2 separate regions of the Homo sapiens genome follow, and region 2 is linked to region 1. A link is an interaction called in ENCODE POLR2A ChIA-PET data of the cell type or tissue named here. Cell type or tissue: PC-9. All regions are shown on one strand. Links, peaks and the distances in the headings refer to the core of each region. The heading gives the core; the rest is flanking DNA.

Evidence for each region. ChIA-PET counts read pairs that join two places held together with the same protein. Peaks named below come from ENCODE experiments on the same cell type or tissue, not always from the same donor. Only the 100,000 strongest peaks of a DNase experiment are listed, where the experiment ranks them.
Region 2: POLR2A ChIA-PET joins it to region 1 with 10 read pairs; 4 of 35 experiments call an interaction of 5 or more read pairs at or near these places.

Annotation. Positions count from the first base shown.
Region 1 is chr6:106,691,918-106,708,537 of GRCh38, forward strand. LINC02526 (long intergenic non-protein coding RNA 2526) reads left to right here and starts at 3,568. Exons shown (of 3, transcript NR_149100.1): 1 at 3,568-3,757; 2 at 4,358-4,483; 3 at 7,925-8,077. LOC105377927 (a long non-coding RNA gene) reads left to right here and starts at 10,975. Exons shown (of 4, transcript XR_942841.3): 1 at 10,975-11,084; 2 at 11,174-11,333. In PC-9, for the core only: CTCF peaks have their summits at 7,704 and 7,903; no DNase peak of the experiment used is centred there.
Region 2 is chr6:106,753,179-106,769,798 of GRCh38, forward strand. The region is part of intron 1 of LINC02532 (long intergenic non-protein coding RNA 2532); the gene reads right to left. Among named protein-coding and RNA genes, the nearest start is that of MIR587, 23 kb to the right of the region's middle. RefSeq lists an enhancer at 10,757-10,806. In PC-9, for the core only: no CTCF peak of the experiment used is centred there; no DNase peak of the experiment used is centred there.

The DNA.
Region 1 (16,620 bases), core at 4,654-12,653:
AAAATGCAAGTAAATTAAAAGAAGGAGCCTGTAATCCCACCATCCAGAGGAAACATGGTTGATCTGTTTCTATAGTGTATATTCTTCTAGACTACTGAATAATCGTATGCACCTTGAAAAACTTACATAATATAGAAAAAAAATCTTTTGCACAAATAGTATTATATCCAGTCCTTTTAAAATAATCTGGACTTTTAATTCCAGAGGTCCTGACATGATCTCTTTCCTTTGAAAAGCAAAGCCTGCCATCTGGTTTCTGCAGGTCATTAAAGGGTTTTTGCTGGAGTTTATCCTGGCAGGGGACTGCCAGGCAGTTGGGCTTCGGTGGCAAGTCCTGACTCACCAAGTCGGCGGCATCACATGACAACTTGCTCCAGCCTCTCCTTTGTAATGAATTTGGCTTCTACTGCTACACAAAACACCCTTGGAGACTAAAACCTACAAATGTTATGCATTCCTAGACTTGGAGAGAAACTATAGCTACCAAGCCCATTCTTTGTCCTAGATTCAAATGAAAACACTGTAATGTGACCTCCCACGGGTTTTCCTCTATAATAAATTTACAGAACTTCTGAAAAGATTACTAATAATTAATTATTTCCTTGTCCCCTCCCACCCCTTGTCAAATGACTCTGAAATCTAATTTCTTTTCCTTCTGACAAACAGAAAAAGGAAAGCTACGAAAGCTCCCTGTACAATTCCCTCACCTGTTTACAGCCCATTCTTATTTCAACAATCCTAGGAACTGGCAGAAAGAGAGGGTGCAGGGAAGAAAGGGTGTTACTTGTCACCCAGTGCAAGCAAACAAGATGTTGTGAAAGAAATTATGTCCTTCCAAAATTTGTATGTCAAAGGGCCTTTAAAGAGGTAATTAGGTGGCCGGGCACAGTGGCTCACACCTGTAATCCCAGCACTTTGGGAGGCCGAGGTGGGAGGATCACTTGGGCCCAGGAATTCAAGACTAACTTGGACAGCATAGTGAAACCCCACCTCTATTTGTTTTTAATTTTTTAAAAAGAGGTAATTAGGTTGAATGAGGTCATTGGGTGGGGCCCTAATGTAATCTGACTGATTTCCTTGTAAGAAGAGGGAGAGGCACCAGGGGTCCACACCCGAAGAGGGATAACTGTGTGAAGAGGCAGCAGGAGAGCAGCCATGTGCAAGCCAAGGAAAGAGACCTGAGGGGAATCCAACTCTGCTGGCACCTTGATCTTGGATGTCCACCCTCCAGGACCGCAAGAAAATACATTTCTGTTGTTTAAGCCATGCAGTCTTTGGTACTTTGTTCTGGCAGCCTGAGCAGATTAATACACAAGGCAAAAGGACACCTAAAACGTTTCCCTGAAGAACTATCTAGACTGTCCCCTGGATGAATCTCCTCAGTCCAGCAACCTTACAAAGCACACACACACACACACACACACACACACACACACACACACACAAATGTGTCCAAAGAAGTTCAGTAACTACCAAATGATTAAACTTAGAGCTTGACTATTTACAATCAACGCTGTCTTCCCAAAGGTTACATCTTAAAGGCTCTTGTCTGGTGTGTGTGTATTCTTCCTTCTAGCTCTCCAGTCATGCTCTCTTGAGTCATTTCACAGCTCCCTAATTGGTTTTATATTTTTCCAAGTGCCAGTGTTCTGATAAAAGCTGTTTACAGCCTCACCACTTGTGGCAGAGGAGGTGGAGGGAGGTGGAGGGACTGTTGACAGAAGCTGTTTCTAAGAAACTCATCTCTTGTTTCCATTGATACAGTCTGTGATGGAAGAAGAATCCTAAGGGACAAACTTAGGGAACAAAATATAAAATACCAAGCAGGGGAGTGATTCCTTGCAGGGCGATATTCACACATCATTCAACAGCTGTGGATGGAACTCCTCCTCTGTGCCAGGGCGGTAATATGACCTCCCATGGGTTTTCCTCAGTAATAAACCTATGGGACTTCTAAAAAGATTATTAATAATTAAGTAACAGTTTCCTTGCCCCCCTCCTAACCCTTGTCAAATGACTCCAAAATCTAATTTCTTTTCCTTCTGATGAACAGAAAAAGGAAAGCTAATCTTGAAACTCCCTGCACCGTTCTCAAACCTGTTTACAGCTCATTCCTGTTTCAACAGTCCTAGGAACTGGCAGAAAGAGTGGGTGCAGGGGATCTAGCCATGAGAAGTTAGCCATGAATGAGTTAATGGTCCAGTTAAGTGTGATGTTTTAATTAATGAACCCTAAGACTAACGCTGCTTTAAAACAAAACTGCATGCATTAAAAAAAAAAAATCTCACATTCTGAAGGCACCATAGAGATGTTTGGTGATTAGAATGAGGAAAGGAGGAGAGGGGATGGACTCTCTGGAGGGCTAAGAGGCAGGAGTGGAGTGAGGCAGTAGTTCCCTTAGAAGGCAGAGACAAGAGGAGGCAGGGGCTAAGGAAGAGGAAGACTTGACCTTCTCTCAGCTGTAACTGCAGGGCAGGTCGCAGCTCAGCACAAATGCTGGGCTCCTGGCATGGCTTCCTCTGGTAAAAACGTTTTCTGACAATGAGATGTGAGGTTGGACCATGTCCTCTTGGTTAATTAACATGTAGCTGTGATGCCTTCTCTGTGGCGGGCACGCCTTGCTGGTATCAGGCTCCGCCAGCCCTCTAGGGGAGAGAAGTGACTCTTGGAGGCAGGCCTAAGCTCGCTATTTCTCGGCCAGGAGAAAGAAGCACTGGTGCATACATTGCAAGCCCCAGATCAGCAGTCACACTGAATACCACTCCCCTTACCCCTTCACCTACCTCAGATCTTCCCCTATACCCACGCCATACACCCACACCATGGGGCAGAGAGCAGCTCCCCAAACAGCACCCTGGATCAATCAAGCCCAGAGCTGTTTCCTTGGGAAGTGTTCTAGATCTATACCTATGGAAGATAATCAGCCCATAGAAAACTAAGGGTTTTACTGCTTCAGGAGACAGAGAAATAGAGGGAAAGACTATATAGGAAAAGTACTGTACTAGACAGTAAAAGAAAAAAATGAGACCATGGAAATGAACTTCCTATTAGAGGCCTGACCCAGGGCCTTTATGACTCTTGGTATCTGCTCCTGAGCCTCCCAGTTTAAAAAACTGACAGGAGTTCAACAGATAAATTTGACCTAGAGTTGAAAGAAGACATTCAAATTCCCAAAAGACAATGGCTTCCAGGGACACTTGTGGGGGTTTCTGTTACTTCATAGTTTGAACCTTTAAATCTTATAGTACAGGGGATACGATAGAACTCTCTTAGATTCGAATAAACCCTCAGATTCTATTTCTACCCCTCAAAACAACAGCCAGGGCAGTCTTTTTCACAATTCTCATGCTCATCTTGGCTGATCCTGGTGTGTTTTCTTTGCTTTGATTTTCACATGTACCATCTCCTGCAGCTAAGCTTCTGTGTTAACCTCCTGTCATCGTCTCTTTCATGGGCAGCCCAGTAAGCCACACCTCCTGAGACTCATGCGCTTGTACAGTCTTCTCCTCTTGAAGCTGGGCTGGCCCTGTGACTGTTTTGAGCAATGCATACAATGTGGTGAAAATTATTTCTGGGACTCCTGAGTCCAGGCACCAAGATCAGGAAGCTTCTCCTCTTGTATTTAGGGGAAGCTGGCCACATTGTAAGAAGTCGGACTATGCTGAGACTGTCATGATGACAGAAAACCCAAGCTAGCCAGGTGGAGAGATCACACAGAAAGAGATGCCTGGCCAGCTGTTACCTGATATGCCATCATGTAAGTAAAAAGTCCACCTTGGATGGTCCAGCTCATAGATGCCATGTACAGCAGAGGTGAGCCATTCCTGCCAAGCCCTGCCCAATTGCAGAATTGTGAGTAAATAAATAATTACTATTGTTTTAAGCCACTATATTTTGGGATGAGTTGTTACATAGCCATTGAAAACCAAAACACCTCTCTCCACCAAGTCATTTCCATCACTTCCTTCAAGACGGAGGCCAAGTCACCTACATTGGAAACGTACCTGACAAGCTCAATACAGCTCATCTTATTTTAGAATTTGGTAGTTTGGATTATGCAGTTCTATGCCTGCTTTTGGTCAGTTTCATACATTTACCTATCCCTAAAATTAATAATGACAATGGCCAATGCTGAGCATCATGGATCAGGCACTGTGGCTGGGAATAATGTTATTCCTATTTTACAGATGAGGAAACTGCGGCACTGAGCGGTTAAGCACCCTATCCAAAGGTGGTTCTGTATAAGTACCCTTCCCAATGTCCTTGTCCCTCTATTGCTTTGGTGATATGCACTTTGAACTTGAAGTGCTAAAAAGGAAGCTGATGTGGAGACAACAGAATGGCATCTGTTTTGCAGGCAAGAAGATAAAGGAAGGACAGAGGTTAAACTAAGAGATGCAGAAATTATAGTATATCAGCCAGGTGTGGTGGCTCATGCCTGTAAACCCAGCCCTTTGGGAAGCCGATGCGGGCGGATCACGAGGTGAGAAGTTCCAGACCAGCCTGACCAACATGGTGAAACCCTGTCTCTACTAAAAATACAAAAATTAGCCAGGCATGATGGCGCCTGCCTGTAATCCCAGCTACTCAGGCAGCTGAGGTAGGAGAATCGCTTGAACCCAGGAGGTGGAGGTTGCAGTGAGCTGAGATCGCGCCACTGCACTCCAGCCTGGGCGACAGAGCAAGACTACATCTCAAAAAAAGAAAAAGAAAAAAGAAAGAAATTGTAGTACATCAGTGATGAGTACTGGAGCAGTAAGGTCATATGGGCTTGGGGGAATTGACTGGGATGATTTTGTCATTTGTGGGTTTGGGATGAGATTTATATGAAGAGTGGTTCTACTTTGATTGGGATGCATGTGAGATGACCTGCTGCTTTCTATTTAGTTTTTGTAACAAGCTTTCATTTGTACTAACTTGGATGGGTTTCTCTCCATTGCCATGAAAAGATTTCTGGCTAGGGTCGCCTCCAAAAGATCCTGTCTAGATGACCAGAGGAGATGGCCATAAAATAAGACATTATAAAATATGTTTACTGGATATGCAGCTTTCTACCCAGTGAAACATAGATTTCCTGACAGATTTTATGTTAGGAGAGAAATGAAAGACTATGCCAGGAAACATGAAGTTCTTAGGAAATAATTTGGTTATAAACATATTTCCTTAATAGGATACAATTTGATTCTAACTCTCATTACCTTTTGACAAGAATAGTAAGACACTGGTTGTTTAGTCAGTGATTCGTGAAGCTTTCGCAAATGTTCACAGCCCACTGGGGTACACAGAGCAGATGCCAACATCCATCCTCATTTTACTGACGGGACTGAACTAAAGGGCTTGATGACTGCCCGAGATCACATATGTAGTCGGTCAGAAGCTGGTCGGATCTTCAGGTTCCTGGATCAGTGCTCTCCCCAACACTGAGCATTATTCCATGCTGTCTTTTTCACTCATGTGGATGTCAAGGAGATTTCTTTCTGGCTGTACAGGTCTTCAGGTTCCATTAAAGTCTCTCTCTAGTGCTAAGTGTTTTGAAGATAGACATCGTTATTATATCATGGTCAGTTGGGGAGCTCTTCAAAATATAATGCTGATCATGAAAAATATAATGCTCATCATAAAGTCATGTGCTTGCAGATGTTTCCCCTCTATGACCAAAATTTTCAGTGCTCTGAGGGGCATTCCAACTTTGAAACATTTTATGGAACCCACTTCTACCAACTTTATGAAGTTTACTGGAACCTCTATTCTTACCACAAAGGTGGCCATATAATCAAACTTTTTGACCTTCCTAACTGTGGCATAGCATTCAAATGGGACAGCAGGGGAATCTTTATTCACTTCCTGTGGATATTATGAAACATTTTTTTGTAAGCCACAACTACCTTTTGCTCATAAAGTGGCAAGGTCAGTGTATTCTGTATACTGCCATCGCCCCCTCCCCAAACCAAGAAGGCTATTCAATTTTTGTATCATTTTGAAATGTTTCAACTTCATAATCCTAATCTTGTGGTCTTTCATTAGTCTTACCAAAGATGGTTTCAGCCCCGGAACAAGGAGGGGATCAGTTTAAGGAAGGAACTGTTATCATCCTTGCTTCAAAGTTAAATTATAAACTAAATTCTTCCCGTGGTTAGCCTGGCCTGTGCCCACAACTAAGCAAGGATAGCCAGCCTGTGAGTCTAGAAGCAAGATGGAGGTGGCATGCTAGACTTCTCTCATTGTCATTATCTTTGCAAGGGAGGTTTCAACTCCATTTACAACTTTTTTTTTAGCCATAAAGGAAAGCATTACTCCTGGAGCTAAGAGGCTAAAGGGACTGTGCTAGTTCTCTTGTGCTAGTCCTCACCTCTGCACGGTTGGCGTTTGAGGCCAGATAACTCTGTTGCAGGGACTGTCCTGTGCAATGTAGGATGTTAAGCAGCATCTCTGGCCCTACCCAGTAGATGCCAGTAGCACTTCCCACTCCCACCAACACACACACTAGTGTGAAAATGTCCCCTGGGGAGCAAATCACTCCAGGTTGACATCTGCTGTGTTCAATACATGGAGCAAAAGGCCTACAGGGAACTTTCCCCCTACAATCTCCATCTCTTGCAGGGCTTTCATGCAACTCTCTGCCAATGACTGAATCTTGGTTTACTTGCAGTAATTCTATTCATGTAGCATTCCAAAATAAAATGTATTGAGCATTCACCATATGACAGACTTTTTAGTGAGGGCTTATCACACATTGTTTCATTTAATCCTGACAATACCCTGAGAACAATTGTGAATGATCCCCCATTTTACTTTTTATTTTTATTTATTTATTTATTATTATTATTATTTTTTTTTGAGATGGAGTTTCACTCTTGTTGTGCAGGCTGGAGTGCAGTGGCGCGATCTTGGCTCTCCACCTCCCAGGTTCAAGTGATTTTCCTGCCTCAGCCTCCCGAGTAGCTGGGATTACAGGCATGCGCCACCACGCCTGGCTAATTTTTTCTATTTTTAGTAGAGACGGGGTTTCACTGTGTTGGTTAGGCTGGTCTCAAACTCCCAACCTCAGGTGATTCACTGGGCTCGGCCTCCAAAAGTGCTGGGATTACAGGTGTGAACCACTGCGCCCAGCCTATTTATTTATTTTTGAGACAAAATCTCGCTCTGTTGCCCAGGCTAGAGTGCAATGGCATGATCTCAGCTCACTGCAGCCTCTGCCTCCCGGGTCCAAGCAATTCTCCTGCCTCAGCCTCCCAAGTAGCTGGGATTACAGGTGTGTGCCACCATGCCCGGCTAATTTTTGTATTTTTAGTAGAGACAGGGTTTCACCATGTTGGCCAGGCTGGTCTCGAACTCCTGACCTCAGGTGATCCACACGCGTCGGCCTCCCAAAGTGCTGGGATACAAGCATGAGCCACCGTGCCTGGCCGACCTCCCATTTTAAAAGGAGGAAACGGGCTTGGCAAGGTGAGGTGACTTGCCCTTGATCACCTACAGAGTTGTTGGCACAGCTAGGAATGTAGAGGTGGTGTCCAGAGCCACCCCTTTGACCACAGAATGCCACTGTCCCTTTTCTGCAGACAGTGAAATGGTTAAGTTAGGATTCATAACAATCGGGAAAAAAAAAAAAAAAAAACAGACTTAGTGGGTTTAATGGTTTCTAAAAACTCTTTAAGTCTGTGTAAGTCTGTCTCCTTTCATTGCAATGTTTTTTATAAACACCAGGGGAGCAATAATCATTTGAGCAGTTAAATGGATTTAGGATGGTAAAAATCTATATTTTTTTAGTCTTGAAATTATATCAAATCATTTGCCATTCTCACTGGACTATGGCCCTCCAGCCCCTGCAGCTACCCCTCTTCTCTCCCGCTGCTCCTCAAGCCCCATTACCTACACTTATAGTTTTCTTTTAATTTTCCAAACAAGATTGCATTTTGTATTTCAGATATTAATCCAAGGAACAATACTGACGAATTTCACGGACAAAATACTAAGAAGGAAATCAAGTGAATCAAGCGGAGAAGAAAGACAGTGGAAAAAGAAAACTGAAAATAAAAATATTTTCTAGACCCCTTGAAATAAAGTTTGAAAAACCACAGTGCTTTGCAAAATATCACATTCAATTGCTAGCTAAAAAAAAAATTCATTGGAAGTGCCATTGGGACAGCAGAGGATGAGGAGGTCTGGTAAGGTCTCTGGCTGGTCTTGTAAACCATACCCCAGGGTTGGGGCCAGGGTTTTTAGGCTCAGGCCTCTCTGATATGGTAGGAAGGTATGAAGAGAATCTTTTCATCTATTTTTTAACCATTAATCTTTCTCAATGCAGCAGGAGACCATGGGGGTCCTGGGTCTGGGGGTCTGCTTTTCTTCCGAAGCTCAGCCAGGCTCAGTATCAAGGAGCTGACATCAAGACACTAATTGTGAGGGAAAGGAGAGAACATCTTTAGATAAGCCTACCTGCCCTGTGATTGCCTGTGATGGGGTTCAGGACACACTGGCCCCAAATATGGCACCTTGGCATGGGAGAAAATGGCAGAAGCAGGAAGGTCTCTCTCACCTTCCCCTCGCCCTTCTCCCTTGAATGTTGATGAAGATATGAAATAAGGTTTGCCAAATTACCTGCTGTATTTATGACCTCCCTTGAAGCAGGTCATAAAGCCATCATTCCAGAGATGCCCTCCCCATACCCAGACCAAAGAAGGCTCCTTATTTCTGAAGACACAGGGACACAAAGAGGAATCTGAACAAACAGGCCTTACTAAGTTTTCCCCAGTTAATTCCTATTGGACATGCCCTTTTTCCATTCATACTTCTCCACAAGCATTCACTTCTTCAATGACTTACACAAAAAATATACACAGGTTTAGTCCTTTCTTTGGGTCTTCATTCCTGAAGGCTGCTGTGCCACAGAAAATGTTAATGCTTTTCTCTTGTTAATCTGTCTTTTGTTATAAATGCCTCAGCCATTAATCCAAGATGGAAAAGAAAAATATTCCTTTTTCCTGCTCCTAAGAGCCACCTAATGTGTTGCAGACCAAACCCACAGCAATCCTGTTATCTGGGAGTTCATCTGTGATCTTGATTAGAACTAACATAGGAAATAGATAGATGTGAGTTGCTTCCAGAATAAGATTAGAATATGAAATCACATTTAAAATTTAAAAGCAACATGTTAGCAACGACTCTAACCACAGTTCTCCCTTCTTTTTCAAAACCAGGGGTCTGGTCCAGATCTTGTATTGCCTGAAGAAGGTCCTAGGTACTACCTTTCCTGAAAGAAAGACATGGTACTAAAGCTCCTCCAACCCACCTTTGCTCTTCTCTTACCTCATAAAATAGCGAGCATCAAATTATTTGAGGAAAAGCATTTAAGAATTTTTTTTTTAGGGACAAGTTCTTGCTCTATCGCCCAGATTGGAGTGCAGTGGTGTGATCTCAGCTCACTGCAGCCTCAAACTCCTGGGCTCACGCAATCCTGCCACCTCAGCCTCTTGAATAGCTGGGACTGCAGGCATGCACCACCATGATTGGCCAATGTTTAAATTTTTTTGTAGAGACAAAGTCTCCCTATGTTTCCCAGGCTGGTTTCAAGCTCCTGGGCTCAAGTGATCCTCCCACTTCAGCCTCCCAAAGTGCTAGGATTACAGGCATGAGCCACCATGCCTGGCTGGGTATAAGAATGTCAATATGCTTAGGTTTAGATACAGTTTAGTGTTTTTCAAATGACAGATTGCAATCCCTTAAAGGTTAATAAAATCAATTTGGTAGGTTGCAAACAGCACTTTAAAAACAAAACAAATAAACAAACAAACACACTAGTATCTGATGGTAGATCTTGTCTTGTCTAAAGCCCTGCAGCGTGAGGCATATCCAGAAAAGGTCAACCCTGAGTCCCATCTGGAGGGGCATCCTCTCTAGGTCACCATTTGTCACAGTCAGTTTTAGGGCTTGAGGAAATTTAATTTCCATTTCAGAAACTCACTAATCTAGTTGTGACCAAACTTTTTCCTACCAATCTAACCAAGTTTGCTTATAAACAATCACACTGAGACCACAGCCTTCTTCCCCAACGTAGGTGCAGATGAAATAAAGAAGTTTAGAGCAGTTTTTTCTAACGTGGGCTCTGTAATAAAAACCTGCTACAGTCAAATATTTGAGAAACCCTCCGTACTGTTATCTTCTCTTATAGATTCCTAGCCTATAAAAGAAGAGACCCATTTAACTTTGTTTAACCCGTTATGTCCTAAACTTTTTTGATTGTGGAGTAACCTCTCTTAACAATTCCACTACCCTAGCCTGAGCCCTTAGCCTGATAGCTACTCCCTTTTGGGCTGACTGCAGCTGCCTGCCTCTTAGCTTTGTGACTACTGTCACACAACATACGGTCTTTACTCAGCAGCCCATACTAGGTCCTCACCAATTTCTTGATGGAGTACGAAGTAAGGTTTGCCATATTACCTACTCTACAATTTGGGGACTTTAACCATTGTAAGCCCAATCATCACTCTCACTTCTTAGCTTTTATTTAAAGAGTAAGTTTGTATTCTAAATTGATTTCTACAACTGCTGTTTATGGAATTAAGATGAATCCAGTGGTGGTCAGCTGATCACTGTGGGTGAAGTCTGTTGGTTGCTTTTTACAGTATTTTATGTTCCTTCTTCTCTTGCTTCCTGTGTGCTGTGCTGTGAAGCATGACAGAGCACCTGCCTGTGTGTGCACAGCACCGTGAACTCAATCTTTCAGTCACTTTCTTTTCTTTTCATGTTTAAATAAGAGATAAGCCACGTTGGCCAGGGCATGTGGACTCTCCATGGAGTTCACTAACAAACCGAATTTATGTATCGTTGCAAAATAGTCAACACTCCAGTCTGTTAGAAACAGGTGCCAAGAGAGGAAATGTTTAATATTTTCCACGTGGCATGGGCTCTGTCAGACAGTGTTTCCAACCAGAGTCTGTTTTCGCAGTTAAATCATAGGTTCAGAGTCTTCCTTTTGCCTCAAGAGTCTGTCTGGTGGCTGGCTCGCAGCTAGCTTCTGCACAATCCCCTCACTCTGACCCTGCATCTTCAATGCCGCCATTCTGCCAAACCGCTGCTACTTCTGGGTGAAAACCTAGTTCTAGCTCCCTCCAGAGTTAGCTGGTTTGGCTATTTGAAAGCTACTCCTTCAATGAACCGTTCTTTGTCATTTCAGAAATGAACCCTGCTTTCCAGCATTTGGGCTGGACAGGGTTCTCCAGGCTTGCTAACTACAGCAGCTGTTTTCTGTCCCCAGTAAGAGCCAGGGTGACATACCTACCTGCCCAGAGCCACCCTTGACAGGAGACTCAGGGAGAAGTGCCCCCAGGACCAAAGTAAGTAGTGCCATGGCCCAGACTTCCTCTTAGCCCATCCTGCTTCTTCCTCATCCCCTACTTCTCATCCTCTCTGTTTTAATTTCTACTTATTAATATTTTCTTCCCACATATTTAAACAGCTCCCACCAAGGAAATAATGTCAGATGTGTTGCTTTTTCAACTGATGGGTTCTAATCATCATGTTACCAAATTCTGCACATCCTTGCCAAGTAAGGCTTGGCTCTCTAAAGGTTTAGTTTGTTCTTTCTATCAATAAGTATTGCCTCTAACTACGTACTAAAGAGTTCTAGACTCTATGTACCAGACACAATGCTTGCCCTTGTGCTTATCTGCTAATAAGGAAGACAGATAATAAACAAGCAAAACATATAGAATGTTAGCGATAAATGCTCCGGAGAGAGAATAAAGCAGTGATGGTGGGTTGGCGACAGGGGTGGGGCTGAGATTCTAGATGGGGTGGCCAGGGAAGGGGAAGTCCTCTCTGACAAAATGGTATCTGCAAGACCCTTAAAGAAGAGCCGGAGAGAGATGTGTTGGGGAAGCACGTTCCAGGTGATGGATTTCAGGACATATTTTCCCAAAGTATGAACCTTGGAATTAAAGAAAACAGCAGAAGCAGAAGACCTCGCCTGAAGCAGGTCAAATTAAACCTAGGAAGGATTTTTCTGACTTTCCCCTGAAGCAGGTCATAAGACCCTCATTCAAGAGGTACCCTTCCTATACGCAGAGGAAAGGGACATCCTTATCTCTGAAGACCCAGGGACACACGGAAAAATTTGAGCAAAGAACCCTTGCTAAGTTTCCCCCAGTTTATTAGCATTAGGTCATATTTCCTTTGTCCAATCATACTTCTCCATCAAACTAAGCATAAAAAACACACGGGTTTACCTGTTTCTTTGGGTCTTCATTTTCTTATGAAGTCTCCCATGCCATGTAAAACTTATACTAAATACATTTTTATACTTTTCTCTTATTAATCTGTCTTCTATTATAGGGGCCTCAGCTGTGAACCTAAGATGGGAAGGAAAGACATTTATTTTCCTCTACATAGGTCTAGGGGCCATCCTATGCCAAGGTCCTGGGGTGGGAATATGCCCGGGAAGATTAGTGTGGAGGGGGTAGCAGGCTGCTGTGACGATTAAATGTGCATGATGTGCCTGGCATATAGATAGCACTTAATAAGTGGTAGCTATAATTATGAGTCACTCATCAGTTGTTTATGGTTTGATTCATAGAAACAGGTGCATAATTATCTGATTAAGTAGGCCCAAGTCTGTTTCTTGGCTTCAAGAGGAGTGTTCAAGCCTGGGCGTGGTGGCTCATGCCTGTAATCCCAGCACTTTGGGAGCCAAGGTGGGTGGATCACCTGAGGTCAGGAGTTCACCATGTGTGGCCAACATGGTGAAATCCCATCTCTATTAAAAATACAAAAATTAGCAATGCATGGTGGCGCACACCTGTAGTCCCAGCTACTTGGGAGGCTGGGGCAGGAGAATTGCTTGAACCCAGGAGGCGGAGGTTGCAGTGAGCCGAGATCGCACCACTGCACTCCAGCCTGGGCCACAGAATGAGACTCTGTCTAAAAAAACAAACAAACAAACAAACAAACAAAAAAGGAAGAATGTTCAGCGTGATCCCAGCATCCATCCCATCAACATTCCTAGTTTTTCTCCATCAGAAAGGTAATGAGGCCATTGCCCACGCAAAAAATATGTTGATGAGAGGATTTCCTTTACCTACCACGGAGCAGTCATTCTCACAGTGTGGCCCCTTAAGCATCAGCATCAGCATCACCTGGGAACTTGTTAGAAATGCAGATTCTCAAGCTGCACCCAGATCTACAGAATCAGAAACTCTGGAATGGGGCTTGGCTATCAGTGTTTAAAACACTGGGTGATTCTGACGTGTGCTAAACTTTAAGAACGACTGCCTAGAGTTTCTCTGTTCTCAAAGGCAGGGGGAAGCTTCATTATGTCACTCAGTCATTTCCTTTGCCCTCTATGGAGTAGTTACTGAAACGCCAGGGATTTGGTCTAGGTCCTGTTGCTCGCTGCACAGAAAGCCAATCACTGAGTATTGCCAGGGAAGAAGGCTTTATTCAGGTGCTGCAGCGATGGAGAATGGAAGATCAGTTTCAAATTTGTCTCCTCAGCTGACTAAAATTCGGAGTCTATATAGCAGGGAAGAAATGCAACTAAGTGTGGGAAAACAGGAATGAGGGAGGGGATAAGGAAGAAGAGCTGATCCACAGGCAGCAGTTAGGCAATCATGATGGGCAAGGGGTCTGGTGTTTCCCAGATGTGGTGACTGGGTAAGTTTCCATTCCTTGACTCTATCTGGGAGGCCTGATGGCTGGTGTCCTGAGAAAAAAGAACTCAGGTTAGACAAATGTAAGTTTCTCAAGTTTTAAGATTGGGAGGATCAATTTCTGTGTTTATTCAAAAGAAACCATAAACATAAGTTCTATGGAACCAGTGCGCCCATTTGAGAACCACGTTATGAGAAGGACACTTTGTTCTTATTGCTGTTATTTTAAGTTTCCTGAGATGCTCTCTGGCTCTGTATGGTTGTTACTCACCAGGATCTCTAGAGACAGCCCATCTCCCTCCCTAGATTGATGTCACCAAATTCTGAATGAAAACAACTCCAGGTAGGCTCTGAGACCCACCCAGAGGATTTCCTCTACCCTGGTTACTTCCTCCAGCATTTGCAAAAATGGTCCTGATCACCTTGGAGAACTATTTTGATTGTTGTTATTATGGAATTTAAACAAAAACAACAAACAATAAACTTTCAAAACCAGCTTCAGGTTTTCAGACAAGACCCAGAATTTATTCCTTTCCCTGTCCCAGGATGATGTTATCTTGCTATGTTCTGTGAATCAGATGGAGCATGATGCTCCAGGAACCAGGGCCACTTCCAGTAACCTTTCCAGCATTGAGAGGCCAAGTGGCCTAACTTTTCCATAGGAAATGGTGCAGTTGACTTATGAAACAACCCTGCTGGTCCTGCATTGGACTGACTCGGGGAAGGGTGGGCTGGAGGCAGAATGGAAAGGAAGGGTCTCTGGAAATCTGATTTATTGCTCCTTAGTTCAAACCCTTCTGGTAATTACTGTTGGTATAAGTTGGCATTCTCAAAATTACCCCAAAATGGAATTACCTGGGGTTCTGTTTAAAATGTCAATTTTGGGGACTCCAAGTGCTTCTAATGCAAGTGGTCCTTCACATTTTTGGAAATATAGGAAGGATATGGCCTAAATTTCTTAACTTCACAGGAAAAGTTTCTTCATGATGCAGGGGCTGCTACTTCTCTAGAACAATCTCTTACCAGCCTCCTTTTGCCATTTAGAATAATATTTGTTCTTTTTTTTGGTAGTCTTTTACATATTTTATTTTATTTTATTTTATTTTATTTTATTTTACTTTAAGTTCTAGGATACATGTGCAGAATGTGCAGGTTTGTATATATATATGCAGGTTTGTATATACCTATACATAGGTATATATGTGCCATGGTGGTTTGCTGCACCTATCAACCTGTCATGTAGGTTTTAAGCCCCACATGCATTAGGTATTTTTCCTAATGTTCTCCTTCACCTTGCCCCCACCCCCCAACAGGCTCCCCGTGTGTGTTGTTCCCCTTCCTGTGTCCATGTGTTCTCTTTTTTCAACTCCCACTTATGAGTGAGAACATGCAGTATTTGGTTTTCTGTTCCTTTGTTAGGTTGCTGAGGATGATGGCTTCTAGCTTCATCCATGTCCCTGCAAAGGACATGATCTCATACTTTTTTATGGCTGCATAGTATTCCATGGTGGATATGTATCACATTTTCTTTATCCAGTCTATCAGTGATGGGCATTTGGGTTGGTTCCATGTCTTTGCTATTGTAAATAGTGCTGCAATAAACATACGTGTGCATGTGTCTTTATAGTAGAATGATTATATTTCTTTGGGTATATACCCAGTAATGGGATTGCTGGGTCAAATGGTATTTCTGGTTCTAGATCCTTGAGGAAACACCACACTGTCTTCCACAATGGTTGAACTAATTTACATTCCCACCAAGAGTGTAAAAGTGTTCCTATTTCTCCAAATCCTTGCCAACATCTGTTGTTTCCTGACTTTTTAATAATCACCATTCTGACTGGCGTGAGATGGTATCTCATTGTGGTTTTGATTTGCATTTCTCTAATGATCAGTATGATGAGTTTTTTTCATATGTTTGTTGGCCACATAAATGTCTTCTTTTGAGAAGTGCCTGCTCATATCCTTTGCCCACTTTTTGATGGGGTTGGTTTTTTTCTTGTAAATTTGTTTAAGTTCCTTGTAGATTCTGGATATTAGACCTTTGTCAGATGAGTAGATTGCAAAAATTTTCTCCCATTCTGTAAGTTGCCTATTCACTCTGTTTGCAAATGATATGATTCTATATTTAGAAAACCCCATCGTCTCAGCCCAAAAACTCCTTAAGCTGATAAGCAACTTAAGCAAAGTCTGAGGATACAAAATCAATGTGCAAAAATCACAAACATTCCTATACACCAACAATAGACAAACAGAGAGCCAAATCATGAATGAACTCCCATTCACAATTGCCACAAAGAGAATAAAATACCTAGGAATACAGCTTACAAGGGACGTGAAGGACATCTTCAAGGAGAACTACACACCATTGCTCAAGGAAATAAAAGACACAAACGAATGGAAAAACATTTTGTGCTTATGGATAGGAAGAATCAATATCATGAAAATGGCCATACTGCCCAAAGTAATTTATAGATTCGATGCTATTCCCATCAAACTATCATTGACTTTCTTCACAGAATTAGAAGAAAACTACTTTAAATTTCATATGGAACCAAAAAAGAGCCCATATAGCTAAGACAATCCTAAGCCAAAAAACAAAGCTGGAGGCATCATGCTACCTGACTTCAAACTCTACTACAAGGCTACAGTAACCAAAACACCATGGTACTGGTACCAAAACAGACATACAGACCAATGGAACAGAACAGAGGCCTCAGAAATAACACCACACATCTACAACCATCTGATCTTTGACAAACCTGACATATATTTTATACATATAGTTTCTTCTTAGAAATTTTATTAGAAAGGTCTGCTAAAATTTATTTAAAATATTTTCAGCATCAATTTGATCATTTCTTAAAATTTAGCTTATTTATTTAGAGACAGGTTCTCACTCTGTCCCCAGGCTGGAGTGCAGTGGTGTGATCATAGCTCACTGCAGCCTCAAACTCCTAGGCTCAAGCAATCCTCC
Region 2 (16,620 bases), core at 3,561-11,560, 60 kb after region 1:
ATACTCATGTAACTACCACCTAGATTAAATATATTTCCAGTGCCCCTGCATCTCTTTCTGGTCAATATTACTCCAAAAATAACCACTTTTCTGACTTCTGTTACCCTAGAATAGTTTTGCCTATTCTTGAGCTTCATGTAAATGGAGCCATGTGGAGCCCAGACTTTTTGACTCAATATAATATTTTTGAGATTCATGCATGTTGTTGCACATATCAGTCATCTGTCCTTCTCTATTATTGCTTAGTATTCCATGGTATGTATTTACTACAATGTCTTAATCCATTTTTCTGTTGATAAACACTTGAGTTATTTCCAGTTTTGCAAAAAGCTGTTTCCTATTTTGAATAAATCTGTTGGAACATTCTTGTACAAGGTTTTGTGAACATATGCACTAATTTTTCTTGGACTATACCTAGCGGTGGGATTCTTGTTTCATAGAGTAGACATGTACATAACTTTTTTAAAAACCACCAAATAGATTTTCAAAGTGATTATATCCTTTTGCATTCCCACCAGCAAATGCGTGACAGTTGCAGTCACTCCACATTGGGTCAGTCTTTTCAATTTTAGCTATTCTGGCAGAGAAAATTTTGCAGTACTTTTGCTACGAGAGGTAAATTCCTGAGCTGGGGCTCATCGGCAGGAGAATAGAGGCCTCCTATCCATGACAGATGTGGAAGTAGAATTCTGATGAGTTTTTGTTTTGTTTCATCTTAATAACGAGAAACTGTGGGGCTAGAAAGCTAGAGAAATATGTTTTATCTTGTATCAGTACCAACTAAAAGAAAGCCAATTCTGGGGGTGGTGGGAGGGTGTCACCAGTGGAGAAAAGGGCTAATTTAGGCTAATTCTAGGATAATACTCCCAGTAGGGTGTTAAGACAATACTGCAGGCCCATGTCTGATGATCCAGTCAGAAAGGGAGCTCAGACCAGGATGCTTGGTTGCCAGTAATAGAGACTAGCTTGAGCTATTAGGTTGGTGCAAAAGTAATTGTGGGTTTTGCCATTAGAAGTAATGCCATTCCTTCTAATGGCAAAACTCGAAATTACTTTTGCTCCAACCTGATAGCATGATCAAGTGGGAACGTATGAAAGGATATTTGTGTACCCACAGAATTGACAGAGTTGAGAGCCTGGCCTAGAGATAAGCAGGAACTGAGGAGGATCCAGAAGGCCAGGAGCAGGCAGCTCAGTCGATCAGTGTGCTTCCCTGATAACTGTTCCTGTCATCCTTGTGTCACCTGTTCGAGGTTCAAAGATCCAGAAGTGTTTATCAGATTTGGTTGAGCTTAGGCCGCATGCCCACCCTCAGGGCTGGAGGAAGCAGAATCTGGCCACTTCACAATCTTCCATGGTGGGGAGCAGGTGCCTGGATTTATACCCCATTAAGGCTGCATCCATGGGAATAAGTAATTCCCCAAAAGAAATGAGATGCCATCAGGAAGGAGGAATGGATGTTGAGTAGCCAAAGAAATGCCACATGTTCACTACAGGCCTGCCTTCAACAGCATCAAATTCACACTATCGTGTTAATAGCTTTGGGAGGATGAAAGGAAACTGGCCTGGACCTATAGGGTGAGCAAGGAAAGAGAATTTGACATCAACAATAAAGGCCTAGCCAATTTGCTCACCGCTTCTCAAATGGACTTGAATAAGATGACACTGCGTGACACAAAATTTCTTCTTTTTTTTAAAATTTTTTTTAGATGGAGTCTCACTCTGTCACGCCCAGGCTGGAGTGCAGTGGCACGATCTCGGCTCCCTGCAACCTCTCTGCCTCCTGGGTTCAAGTGATTCTCTTGCCTCAGCCTCCCGAGTAGCTGGGACTACAGGCACGTGCCACCACGCCCGGCTAATTTTTGTATCTTTTTAGCAGAGACGGGGTTTCACCATGTTGGCCAGGATGGTCTTAATCTCCTGACCTTGTGACCCACCTGCTTCGGCCTCTCAAAGTGCTGGGATTACAGGTGTGAGCCACCACACCTGGTCACACAAAATTTCTCAATTTGTCATTTTTGGCATATCTGAATCACTCTAGGATCCCCTTGCAGTGTGGTACAACCTGTGTGAGGGGATCCTGGGTGGAGGTGGTGGGAGGTGGAGACTGTGGAACGGGGTGAAGATCACAGCCCAGGTATGGCACTCTTTTTCAGGTGTGAGCTTCTAAAGGCCTAAGCAAACGTCTGAGACTTGAGGACAAAAATTATGGGTTTCAAAATACATAAATCAAAATACCCATGATCTCAGCACTTTGGGAGGCTGAGGCAGGAGGATCACTTGGGGCCAGGAATTCAAGACCAGCCCAGGCAACATAGTGAAACCTCATCTCTACAAAAAACTTTAAAAATAGCCAAGGGTAGGCTGGGCGCGGTAGCTCACACCTGTAATCCCAGCACTTTGGGAGGCCGAGGCTGGCAGATCACCTGAGGTCAGGAGTTCAAGACCAGCCTGACGAACATGGAGAAACCCCTGTCTCTACTAAAAAAAAAAAAAAAAAAAAAAAAAAAAAATTAGCCAGGCATGGTGGCGCATGTCTGTAATCCCAGCTACTTGGGAGGCTAAGGCAGGAGAATCACTTGAACCCGGGAGGCAGAGGTTGCAGTGAGCCGAGATCGCACCATTGCACTCCAGCCTGGGCAACAAGAACGAAAAAAAGAAAAAAAAATAGCCAAGGGTGGTGGCACATACCTGTATTCCCAGCTACTTGGGAGGCTGAAATAGAATAGCTTGAGCCCACGAGGCCAAGGCTGCGGTGAGCCATGATGGTGCCACTGCACTGCAGCCTGGGCAACAAAGCAAGACTCCATCTCTCAAAAAAAAAAAAAAAAAAAAGATAAGAGAAAAGAAAATAGCAAATTCTAACTTTTAAAGTGCTCCATTCAGCATTTAGGCAACCTTTCCCACTCTTAGGTGGCACTCCTACCTCAGCTCAGAGTTTCTCAGCCTCCAGCCCATTATGCATTGTTCCAAATGACAAAGCCACCAGAAAAAAAGAGACAGCACAGGCTCAAGGGACCCAGTTCTCCACAACAGGTTGCCACATCTTGATCTGCATCTGAAGCAAAGACTCAAAGTCTACTCTAGAAAAGAAAAAAAATAGCAAAAACCTTAACCACATGGTTCAGACATCTAGTTTTTGGATCCATTATTTACCCGGAAGAGTATTTCCATTGTTCAATGGAAATAACTCAACATAGCTTTATATCTAGAAAAATTATGAAAATGTCTGAGTTACCCGGTATTGGGTCAGCCTGGACTTCTGGAGCATGCATTTTTCTACAAAGGAAAGAAAACTGGTCTGGTTATCAGAAGACCTAAGTATAATCCAGGCTTTGTCATGAACTCATTACATGACCTTAGGAAAATCACAACCTTTATTCTTCAATTTCCTCTTCTATAAAATGAAGGCAATTGACTAAATGGGCACTGAAGTTTGTTCCAGTTCCATGATCACTTAAATTCTTAAATAAAAGAAGAAAGAAACCACGTTAGTCTCTCTGACACATCTCCCCTAAGGCACTGCAGAAGACCAAACACAAAATAAAAAGTATTTCAATCCAAAAAACCATGCTCAATCTCCAAGTCTCTGCAGCCTGTGATTAGTAGAATCTATCTTGCCATAATTGAGCAAAGTAGTTCTAGGAAAAAATTATACCGAATTTTACTAAATGTGCTTTCATTTGAAACCAGAGCCTTCCTTGGTTAGCCAGACCACTAGGACTGACATACTGTACCGATTACATAATGTGAGCACCATCAATATCCTTCCATTTTAGGAGAATTGGCTTTTTAGCCATCAGTCTAGAGCCCGCTATAATTTATTTTCTTTGTGGTAAGCGGATAACATGTCTACATTAGTTAAATTACTTTAATACGTGGTTGCTTTAGGCTCAAAAATTCTGACCACTCTTTTCAAGGAAACATCAACCCACGACATGTGGACTAAATCTCCATTTTTATTTCTTTGTTCATTTTTGTTTTTTCCAAATGACTTCATTTTTGTTGTGAATGCTAAATCAACTTAAATTTTGGATCTTACTAAATACTCTGATATTTGTGCTTGTCTTTTAACCAAATACGTTGCATCCTTTTGCACCCCACCACTAGGCAACACAACTGTGATCAACTATAAATTGCTGGATGGTGAGTTCTTTATTCTGTCCACAGCAAGGTAAATGACTTCCTTGCCTAACCAACTTCTCAGGCAATAATAATCTGAACTCCTCTCACTCTCCGTCCTTCTCAGAGGAAGCCAACACAAGTCATACAAGTCATGCTGCTGATCCACGTGAATGTAATTTGAGCAGTTTCAAAATGTGTAAACATATTATTAGCAATGTGTTTAAACAGCACCTTTCCCTTTGGTGTTCATAATCCTTTAAGGTTATAATGTAATACTCCTTCCAGCATCACTTGAAAATATATACAGCACAGCAAGAATTATATTTTTCAAGAAATGTGATGGTTATGAATAAATAAAAATGATTTCTCATGTCTCACAAGCATTTTTATTTATTTATAGGATCTATGTATCCCTTGCTTCTTTCAAAAAGAATTTGAAGCAACTTACAAACTAATATGTATAGCCCAATTCTAATAAAATAAGAATAAAACCAGGATGGGAAGTAGAAAAGCTCTTCCCAAACACGACAGGAAGACTTAAAGGAAAATGTGACAGATGTGATTACACAGAAATCTAACAGTTCTGTGTTGCAAAGATCAAGCAGCAGAACAACAGATAAAGGGTAATACCCACAACTGTGTAAAACTGCCTGTAAAATGGTTATGGTTGGCCATAGAAGGCCAACCACTCAAATGTTTTGTGCGGAGAACATGATGATTAGGTCCAGAAGAAATACAAATAGCGAAAAGTCTTATAGAAAAAAAGGTGTAATTCTAGCTCCTACGGAAGGAGTTTCTTTTCTTTCTTTCTTTCTCTCTCGGTCTCTCTCTCTCTCTCTCTTTCTTTTACAAGTCTCGCTCTGTTGTCCAGGCTGGATAGAGTGCAGTGGCGCGATCTCGGCTCACTGAAGCCTCTGCCTCCCAGCTTCAAGTGATTCTCCCGCCTCAACCTCTCAAGTAGCTGGGACTACAGGCGTGCACCACTACGCCCAGCTAGTTGAGATGGGATTTCCCCGTGTTGGTCAAGCTGGTCTCTTAACTCCTGATCTCATGTGATCCGCCCACCTTGGCCTCCCAAAGTGCTGGGATTACAGACGTGAGCCACCACACCCGGCCAGGAGTTTCAAATTAAAACAAGATGACAGTTTTCACTCAGCTGAGTGGCAAAAAATAATAAATAAATAAATATAAAAATAAAAAGAGCAGTAGCATGTAGTTTTATATGAATCTTTTGGTTGTTTAAAAATTTTTTAGTGCAAATGATGCTGCAATGAACATCCTCGTACATATATTTCTTAGCAAATACATAAATATTTCTATAAAATAGGTTTCTAACAGCAAAATTGAATTAAACTTTATATGCAATTTAAAAATTGATACAAACTGCCAGGTTTTTTTGTTGTTGTTGTTTTATTTTTTAGAGAGGGTCTCACTTTGTCACCCAGGCTGAAGTGCTGTGGCACCATCACGGCTCACAACATCCTCGACTTCCTGGGCTCAAGCAATCTTCCCACTGCTCCCCACCCTCCACACTGCCATGCCTGAGTAGCTGGGACTATAGGGGGGTGCCACCATGCCTGGCTAAAAATTTTTTTTATAGAGACAATGTCTCAATGCATTGCCCAGGCTGGTCTCAAACTTCTGGGCTTGAGCGACCCTCTTGCCTTGGCCTCCTAAACGAAAGACGTGAGCCACCATGCCTGGCTTAATACTGCCAATTTACTTTCCTAAAATATTGCCCTACATTATAGTTACATCTGCAGAATATGCGTATGACCATTTTCCCCTAAACATGCAATTACTATACATCCCAGTAATTGTACCCTTGGGCAATTATCCCAGGGGAAAAAAAAAACAACAACTTATGTTCACATAAAAACTATACATAAATATTCATAGCAACTTTATTTATAATGGCCAAAGATTGAAAACAATCCAGATGTTCTTGAATGCTGGTTAAACAAACTGTGGTATATCCAAATCGTGGAATACTACTTAGCAATAAAAAGGTGATACACATACCAACTTGGATGAATCCCCAAGAAGTTATGCTGACTGAAAAGAGCAATCCCAAAAGGCTACAAACCAAATCAAACTAAATGATTCCATTTATATAGTTGTTTTTTTTTTTTGAGACAGATCCTCACTCTGTTGCCCAGGCGGGAGTGCAGTGGCATGATCTTGGCTCCCTGCAACCTCTGCCTCCCAGGTTCAAGCGATTATTGTGCCTCAGTCTCCCAAGTATCTGGGATTACAGGTACACACCACCATGCCTGGCTAATTTTTGTAGTTTTAATAGAGATGGGGTTTCACCATGTTGGCCAGGCTGGTCTCAAACTCCTGGCCTCAAGTGATCCACACGCCTCAGCCTCCCAAAGTGTTGGGATTATGGGCATGAGCCACCATGCCTGGCCCCATTTATATAACATTTCTGAAATGACCAAAGTACACAAATGGAGAACAGATGAGTGGTTGTCAGGGGTTAGAGATGTGGGGAAGGGGCAAGACGGAAGAGGGTGTGGCCATAAAAGGATAACAGGACAAATTCTCCTGGTGATGGAACTGCTCTGTATCTTGACTATGATGGTCGATACATGAACCCACACTCAGGATACAATTGGATAGAACTAACACACAAATAAGTACAGAGAAAACTGGGAAAGTTTGAAGAAGATTGATGGATTGTATCAATGTCAATATCCTAGTTTTGGTATTGTACCATAATTTTGCAAGATATTACCATGGGAGAAAATTGGTAAAGGGAACAGGGGATCTCTGTGCAACATTTTTTAAAAATACGTATAAGGGTCTCTCTACATTGCCTAGGCTGGATTCAAACTCTTGGTCTCAAGCAATTGTCCTACATCATTAGGACTACAGGTACACATCATCATACAGTGCTAATCGTTTCTTACAACTGCATGTGATCCTACCATTGCCTCAAAGTAAAAAGTTTAAGAAACATATATAAGGTGGATCTATATAACATACTATGAGGTCTATGATATACTGTTGCATGAGAAAAACATCTCACAAAAAAATAGGAGCAGAGTGTGATTATATTTGTAATAAACAAAGCCCTATATCAGATTGTATGTGAGCAAATAAATAGAAAATGGTGGTTATCTCTGGAGAAGAGAAAGGGAAAAGAAACTTAGTTTTTGCTCTATATTATTCTGTATTGTTGCAATGGTTTACAACAACATGTCTTTCTATCATGATTTCTAAAAATGTTTTCATTTTAAGGATAAACGAAATATGCCAATAATGGTTGATTACAAATCTCTCTAGATTATGGGATAATGAGCAGTGTCTCAAGCGAGCTGGGATCAGGGAGAGGCAAGTTTCTGTAAAGACAGCAGAAGGCTGTAGACAGGGGAGTGGAATCTGCGGCAGAACAGGGCTCTCAGGAAAGTATCCTATGAAGAGTTTGAGGAAGGTATATCAAGGGTTGAAGGTAAGAGGGAAGCTGGAAAGGTATGCTTTTTGGGCTATCTAATGGCGACAAAAATACAATATTGCTTCGATTTTCTTTTGGGAGTGGAGGCAGAGAAGTGGTGGCTAGTATCTGGGGCTTTCTTTTGGTCCTTCCTACCATAATAGTCCTCACGGAACCAACATGGGGGTTCAGACAGTTACTGAGTATGTCTCCTTACACTATACAATCTAGGACAGAGGCCAGGCGTGGTGGTTCATATCTGTAATCCCCGCACTTAGGAGGCCAAGGCAGGAGGATCCCTTGAGTCCAGGAGTTCGAGACCAGTGTGAGCAATATAGTAAGACCTTGTTTCTACAAAAAATAAAAAATTAGCCAGGCATGGTGGTGCACACCTGTAGTCTCAGCTACTCGGGAGGCTGAGGTGGGAGGCTCCCTTGAGCCCAGAGTTTGAGGCTACAGTGAGCTATGATTACACCAATGCCCTTCAGCCTGAGTGACACAGAAAGACCCTGTCTCAAAAAAAAAAAAAAAAAAAATCTATGGCAGGAAATTACGTGGGCGGTTTCACTGAAGTTATACAATTTCAACACAAATAACCATAGGCCATCATTGACTCCAGGCTTTGAGCCAATCTAGCAGACTAAAAACACAACTTCCTGGTGCTTGAGCAACTTGTGAATCCTAGATGATGTCCCATGTCCATAAACTTAGCCTGACAGAGCCTTACATAGTTTCCCCCTTGTTCTAACACCCCCAGAAACCTCCCCATTACATGTACTCCTCTGGCTCCCATTTGTCAAGATCTTGTAACTCTTTCAGTGGATAGTCTCTATCACTCTGGAGCAGGTCTTATATATCTCTTTTTGTGGGCTATGTTGGAATCTAATTCTTGTTATAGAACCAGAGGCAAAAAGAAGAGAGGGAGTGGGTCTGAGACTAGGCATCACTTCCTGAGGCAACGGTTCCAGGTGTAGTCACTGAAAAGTATTTTTTTCCAGAAAGAGGTCTTCGGGAAATTTAGGTTTCAAAGTTCTCACCCTCATCTATGTCCCACTAGTGCGTTTCATTAGCACTAGAGACCTGGCAAGGTTGAACCTTTAATTACTGCAGAAATTCTGCAAACCTTGCAATGAGGCCCAGGGCTTGACTGTGAAGTGCAACACCAATAGATTGCTGCGATCCCCTCAAGGTTTCCACAGAGGCTTGACTCTACACACAAGTATTCTTCAATATATAGCTATAGCTCTTAATTTATCTTTTTGTCTATATATGCTCTCCATAACTATAAGACATAGCCAGCTGGCTCCATAATCTTTAAAATCACTACTTTTGACAGAACAATGAAGTGTCACTGCTATGGTTTGAATGTCCCCTCCAAAACTCATGTTGTAATTTAATTGCCATTGTGACAGTATTAAGAGGTGAGACTTTTAAGAGGTAATTAGATCATGAGGGCCCCAACCTAATGAATGGATTAATGCAGTTATCACAGAAGTGGGTTAGTTATCTTGAAAATTTGGTTTCTTCTCCTGCCCTCTCTTGGGTGCCCTCTAATGCCTTCCAATTTGTTATGACACAGAAAGAAGGCCTTCATCAGATGCAGCCCTTTCAATCTTGGACTTCCCAGCCTCCAGAACCATGAGCCAGATAAACTTCTATTCTTCTTTTTTTTTTTTTTTTTGAGATGGAGTCTCGTTCTGTCGCCCAGGCTGGAGTGCAGTGGCGTGATCTTATCTCACTGCAAGCTCCGCCTCCCGAGTTCATGCCATTCTCCTGCCTCAGCCTCCCAAGTAGCTGGGACTACAGGCGCCCGCCACCACACCCGACTAATTTTTTGTATTTTTTAGTAGAGACGGGGTTTCACGGTGTTAGCCAGGATGGTCTCAATCTCCTGACCTTGTGATCCGTCCACCTCGGCCTCCCAAAGTGCGGGGATTACAGGCGTGAGCCACTGCGCCCGGCCACTTCTATTCTTTTTAAATTACCTAGTCTGTGGTGTTCTGTTACGATAGCAAAAGATGAACAAAAACAGCCACAGTCACTTCATCTCCCAGTGTCTTGTTATGATATTATGATACAGATGTTGGTTTTCATCCATAGTTCCTGGCTCCTAACTCCCATAGTCCTTTTATAATGTTGGGGCACTTTAGACCTCAGGAAACAGAATCTCTCTCTCTGACCTTCTCCTCTCCTTCTTTCACCTGCCCAAGGCAGGACTGTAATCTGATTGTGGGTCAAAAAACCTTCATTCCAGAGAGAGTCCTGCCCCATACCCTAGAGGAAGGAATGGTACACAGAGAGGCCAAGTAAAGTCTAAACAGATGGGCTTTGTGGGGTTTAGATAATGCACTTTTTGTCCAATCACATTTCTACACAGTTGTCAATCATGCCTACGTAATGAAGCCTCCATAACAACCCGAGAGGACAGAGTTTGGAGAGCTTCCAGATAGCTGAACACATTAAGGTTCCTGGAAGGCAGTGTGCCCAGGGAGGGCGTAGAAGCTCCATGTCCCTTCCCTCATACCTTGCCCTACACATCTCCTCATCTGCATCCTTTATAATATCCTTTGTAATAAACTGGTAAGTGTGTTGTTTCCCTGAGTTCTGTGAGCCATTCCAGCAAATTAATGGAAACCAAAGGGGGGTTCTTGGGAATCTCAACTTGAAGCCAGTTATTCAGAAGTTTTGGAGGTCAGGACTTGTGGCCAGTATGTGGGGAGATGGGAGGGAAGTTGCAGTCTTGGGGACTGAGCCCTCAACCTGTGGGATCTGACACTATTTCCAGGTAGTGTCAGATTTAACTGGAAGACACCCAGCTGCTGTCTACTACTGATATGTGAGGAACCCATCCCCTCCCACATTTGGTCACAGAAGTCTTCTTCTGTACTGATTGTTGTGTTGTGGTGAGAGAGCAGAGGAAAAACCCAGCTTGATGGTTTTCTGAAATACTTGCCCTCCCTTTACTCTCCATCCATGCTATGACCACTGATAATGTGCATAATGCTACTGCAGGCAGATTACTAGCATTCATGTTTATCCTTCAAACCCCCCCACTTCCCACAAGGTTATATTTCAGCTCCTCATACATGATCAACCCAATCCCAAATCCCATTTTGAGGCTCTATTTCCTAGTGAAAATTCTAGTATCAGTTACTGTATCAGTCTCATTGCCAGCAAGAAACAGGTGGTACATTCAAACTAGGATGATTGAAAGAGGGAGGTGTTTACAGTGGTGTAGATGGGGCACAGGGAAATCCCAAGAGAGAGGGTGATAACCAAGAGCTAGCAGTGGAGCATAAAGAAAAGAGAGGCAGTGACCTTCAGTCCAGAGACTCAGACAGCCTGTGGCAACCTCACAGAAACAGCGCTGAGGGAAAAATCACCTTGACTTCACCCTTTCCCTAATTTCCAGTCTCCTGCCAGGGATCCCCAGTGGCCATACCCAGGGCAAAGCTAGAGGCAAGGGAGCCAGTGGATGTAGTCAACTATGTCAGCCTCCTGGGTAGAGAGTGGATCTGGAAGGGAAAATGCAAAAATCTCAAACACATTAGGAAAGGCAGTGATGTTCTAAACAACCTTAGTATGAGGTGCTTGTGCAAAGCAGGTACTTACATGGCTCAGGAGATTGGAGGAAATTCTGGGCTGTCGTATAAATCTGAAAGCTCTCAGCATAGAGGCAAGGCAATATGGGTGGTTGAGATGATTTAAGCAGCTAGGGTGGGAGAAGAGGATCTAAGGTTGAACCTGAGGAGTTCCAATGTGTAAAGGTCAGGTAGAAGAGGAAAAGCTGGCAAAGGGACAGAGAAAGAGAGCCAGAGAGAGACACAGCTGGGTGTCTTCCAGGAGAGTGTGGTAGTTTGGATACCAAGAAAAATAGCTTTTTCCAAAAGAAGGGAGGGTCAACTTTGTTGAAGTAGGCTGAGAGGTCATATAATACAAAGACCAAGGAGTACCCATGGGATTTCGGGCCATGGAGGTCACTGGGTCCTTCAGCAAAAAAAAGTTCTAATAGAGGAATAGGGAAGGAAGCCAGTTGGAGAAGGCTGATAAGTAAACAGGCAATGAATAAGGGCAAACAATGATTGTGCACAACTCTTCCAATCAGTTTAGGAGTGAAGGGGAGGAGAAAAACAGTAGAACTGAACAGGAAATTTGGAGTCCAGGAATAGAATTTTTTAGAATGGGAGTGACTGGAACATGTTTAGATGCTGATGAAAAGGGCCCATTAGAGAGGAACAATTCAAAGATAGAAAAAGGGGAGGATTTATAATGTACCTTTCCTAAGAAGGCTGGAATCCATGGCATAAGAAGAGACTTGACCTTTGTAGGAGGAGAGACATCAGTTCCATTTTGCCAGATGGGAAGAGCAAAGGATGGGCGCAGAGGTGCAGGTTGGTTTATAGGAGCCGGTGGCAGGAAGTGAGGTAATTGCTACCAGAGCGCATCTATTTCCTCTGTGAAGTAAGAACAAAGACATCTACTGGAGTGAGCGATGAGATGGGGGCTCAAAGCTTTGAGAAGTGGAGAAAGTTTAAAATGGTCGTTTCAGAGACAGAAGGGTGAGGGACAAGAGGAGGACGGTGAGATTCCCTAGGGGTGAGGGAGGTTTGAGAATCAGGGAAGGTGGTGACTGGGTGCAGGCTGTAGGCTGGGATATTTCTCTCTAGTCATACTTTGCTGCCTAGGGAGAGACATAAATAAGAAAGTATGCTGTTGAGTTCTTCTAGGATACCCCCCGCCCAGGTGGACGTGATGAAAGGAAAAAATAGGCCAGTAAGTTTAGGGTATTGGCAAGACAGTGACTAAGATAATGGACTGTGGAGTTTAATGTGGCTTCAAAGAGAAACAAGGGCAGAGTGGGTTAATGGATAAGGAAAAGTAGAGTGGCCAGGGTCTAAGGACCTTGTGTGGTGAGATGCAGAGCAGGTGTGCAAGTGGACTGGAATGAGGGAGCTGTCATCAGAGAAGGAGATGGAAGAGGTAACAAGATCCAGGTGCCACTGAGAGGTGGGTGCTGGAGGTAGTGAAGTAGATGAAGGCATTGAGAGGCCAGAGTGTTGACTAGGTCATCCATGGGTACAGTAACGCTTCTCCGGAGGATGACAGGGTTGAGGTGTGAGGGAATACTAGAAGCAAGAAGGGAAAGTCCTTGGGGAACAAGAGGGAGTTTCCGGAGACCAGTGGACAAGAACAACACTACCTGAACTTCAGAGGAGCAGCCATTTTTACAGGAATGCTTGGGGGCTGCATTAGGGAATGAGGGGGCAGCCACATCCACATCCTAATCTAGGATATCTAGGGTGTGGAAAAGGACTCCAGAGGGCTGCAAGAAAAGCAGTGCTCTCTGGGTAAAGAAGAGTTTTAATTCAGGCAAGGAGATGGAGGAGAAAATATCAGGGTTGAGATACCAAGGTCTCCTGAGATAAGCCAAGGCAGCAGAAGTAACCAGGGAAAAAGAGGTGATACTTCAACTTGAGTATGTTTGGGTCACAGCTTGTGAAAAGAATTGCCATTAAAATGATTTCAAAATCAGTGTCTGTCTCCAGAAAGCGCTATGCCTTTTTCAAAGATGCACACGTACTCCCAACTCCAGTTGTCCTTCACTTTCAGTGGTGGCCTCTGTGTGTGTGCTCTGGCTCTGGAGAACAATGCCTACCCAGCACTATTTTCTCCATGCTCAGGGCTGTCCTTGAGTTTCTTTCGTTCCAGCTGCTGTTTGCTGAGGCTGGCATGATATTTACCTTCATCTCTTTATTTCCTAGTTTACCAAACACCATGGTTTCAAAAGAACCCCCCGCCCACCCCCATCACCACCACCAAGGATTGCTTTAGGCCAGTGTTCTCTGGATGGTTTTCTCTATGTCTCTGTCTCATCCCATCATTTGACCTTGACTTTGTATTGTCCTGCAGTGATTTTCTCCATGCCATTTTACCTCTGCTTCACTTTGGCTTGGGTATCCCCCCTCTGCTTTCACCCATTCTCGGCACCTCTAGAGCAAGGAGGGGGTTAGTGGGCAGTGAGGGTGCCTCCGAGGTTAACAGGTGCATGGCAGTATAACTGACATCTGTTATTTATAAAAGAGATGACATAGAACTAAACTCTCAGGACTTTTATTTGCACCTTGGATGACGAAACAAATTCTGCAGTTAACATTAAGAAAAACAAGTCAATATGTAAACAGTAAAAGTGAATTTACCAATTTTTCCTTCTGCCTTCCCAGAAACTCTTTTTTTCTTTCACTGTGACTTGATTACTAATTCTAATCTAGAAACGAACTCTAGATTAGAATGCTAGGTTAGAATTAGTAATCATCTTGACAACTAGGTAATCACAAGTGTTTGCCATTCTCATTACCCAGGAAGTATACTCATACCACATAGTGGATAGGCCAACTAGAACAAAATCCAATCAGGTGTGAAAAATGTACTTTGGGCCTGGTGCAGTGGCTCACACCTGTAATCCCAGCACTTTGGGAGGCCAAGGTGGGAGGATTGCTTGAGCACAGGAGTTCGAGATTAGCCTAGGCAATACAGTGAGGCTTCATCTCTACCAAAAATTTTTAAAAATGACCTGGGTGTGGTGGCATGTGCCTGTGGTGGCATGTGCCTGTGGTCCCAGCTACTCAGGAGGCTAAGGCAGGAGGCTCGCTTGAGCTTGAGAGATTGAGACTGCAGTGAACTGTAGTAGCACCACTGCACTCCAGTCTGGGTGACAGAGTAAGACATTGCCTCAAACAAAACAAAACAAAACAAAAGGTACTTAGCAAACTGGTTTCACTATGCAACAGGATAGCTTAGTCACATTAGAAGTTACTGCCATCTGAATATTTCCAACAAAAATCTTCTCATAATTTTTAATTCATCAAATTCAGTGTTCCCTCTTTCATTTTTTGTTATGATTGTTTTGGATTTTGTTGCTCCTTTTGTTAGAGTCCCCAATATTTTCTGGGTGGTCCTGTGACTGGATTGACTTTATCATTGGCACTATGTGTATTATTGTCTATCACCTAAAATACTTACAAATGGTCTCAAACACACCAGTTGCTGCCTAATAGAACATGCCTCATTTGAGGAACTGGAAGATTGTCTAATACTAGAGAAAGTCCCATGATACAGGCAATCAGGAATTACTAAATTCAAATCAAAGCTTCAACAGCAACTCAATGGGTTCATCATTTGCTCTTTAGCAACACAAAATAAATTAAGGCATAATTAACTGTTGCTAAGGGAAATTTACTCCTAAATTATCAAGATATGTAACTCCAGAATCTCCCTAATATCAGAGGCCCATGTTAAGAAATTGTATAGAAACACAGACTTGAAGGTACCCAACCAGTATCAGTTCTAAAATCTCATTGCTACTACCTAAGACAAATTACCTTTTTCCTTATAGGTACAACTTAATTTGGTTAAATCAGGCTAAAGCGAAGGACTTACACTCCTTGATCAAGGGAAGAGTTTTCTTGTTTTCTCTTTCTCCTGCTAGATATGACCAGGTATGCACATGTATACTTGACACTTGAAGGGAACTGACCTTAAGGTGAAACCTTTGACAAGAAGAGCAGAAGAGGGAAGGAAAGACATGGGTCTGTGTTGGCATCATTGGGCTTCTGAATCAACCAGCTCCTGATTTGTTCAGCCAGACAAGTGTGCAACTCAACACTCTGTTTAGCTATTCAAGGTGCAACTTAAAAGTCCTGAGTTTAGTCCTAAAATTTCAGTTTTGTGAAATAACAAATTTCCTTATGTTTAAGTCAGTTTGATAAGTTGTTATGATTGTGATGATTGTTGTTGTTGTTACTTGCCACAGAAAGCATCAAAAGTGCCACAGGGACTTATTAGTTCCTGACCCATGTAACTAAGGGCCCCCACCAAGAATGTGTGCATCATTGTGGGGGTAAATCCTGCCAACTTTTTCTTCATTCCACTCAACCCGATTCTTGATAAGGGGCTATCTATGTTTTGGGTTAGCTTTACTCTAGCTCTTTTTTGCCTCATTTTCTCTAGCTCCCAGAAATCTATTCTCTATCTAAATATATCTTTCCTTTAAGTAGAATTGAAGCTAAAGTCAAATCAACCTAATACTTTCAAAATATTATGGAGCCCGTCTCAGGGTGGCCTGAAAGAGGACTGTCAGATCCTTCAGTAGGAAAAGTATACTCTAGACTTGTTTTCTGGAGTCAGCAAGATTCTGAGAAGAAACCTGTGGAATTTTTTCAGTGTCGGCACTGCCTCTGAATATCTGTACCCTCATCTCAGGCCCTATTATCCTTGCAGAAATTCTTGGTCTGTATATTACCTTGTGTCTTGTCAGTGAGTTGGGTGGGGCTGGGTTTTGGGTCAGAGACATCTAAATGGCTGAAATAATTCTACTGGGAGTTTGCTGAGGTTACTGTTTTTGATCAAACCGGAAGATTTTCCTGTCAATATTTCTTTTCTTTCTTTCTTTCTTTCTTTTTTTTTTTTTTTTTTTTTTTTTGAGACAGCATCTCACTCATCACCCAGGCTGGAGGGCAGTGGTACAATCACGGCTCACTACAGCCTTGACCCCCTGGGCTCAAGTGATCCTCCTGCCTCAGTCTCCTGAGTAGGTGGGACTACAAGTACACACCACCATGCCTGTCTAATTTTTTAATTTTTTTGTAGAGACTGGGTCTTGCTATGTTGCCCAGGCTGGTCCCGAACTCCTGGGCTCAAGTAATCCTTCCATCTTGGCTTCCCAAAGTGCTGAGATTATAGGTGTGAGCCACTGTGCCTGGCTTTCCAGTCAATATTTCTTCAAATACTTTTTCTACTTCATTCTGTTTCTCTTCTCTTTCTGGAGCTCTAAATATACATATGTTAGACTGCTTGATATTATCCCACAGGATTTTTAGGCCCTATTCTTCTTTTTATTCTAATCTTTTTTTCTTTCTGATTAAATAATATCCGTTGACTGGTCTTCAAGTTCACTGATGATTTCTTATTTATTTATTAATTTTTTTTTAATGTTTCTTTTTGAGGCAGAGTCTTGCTCTGTCACCCAGGCTGGAGTGCAGTGGCGTGATCTCAGCACA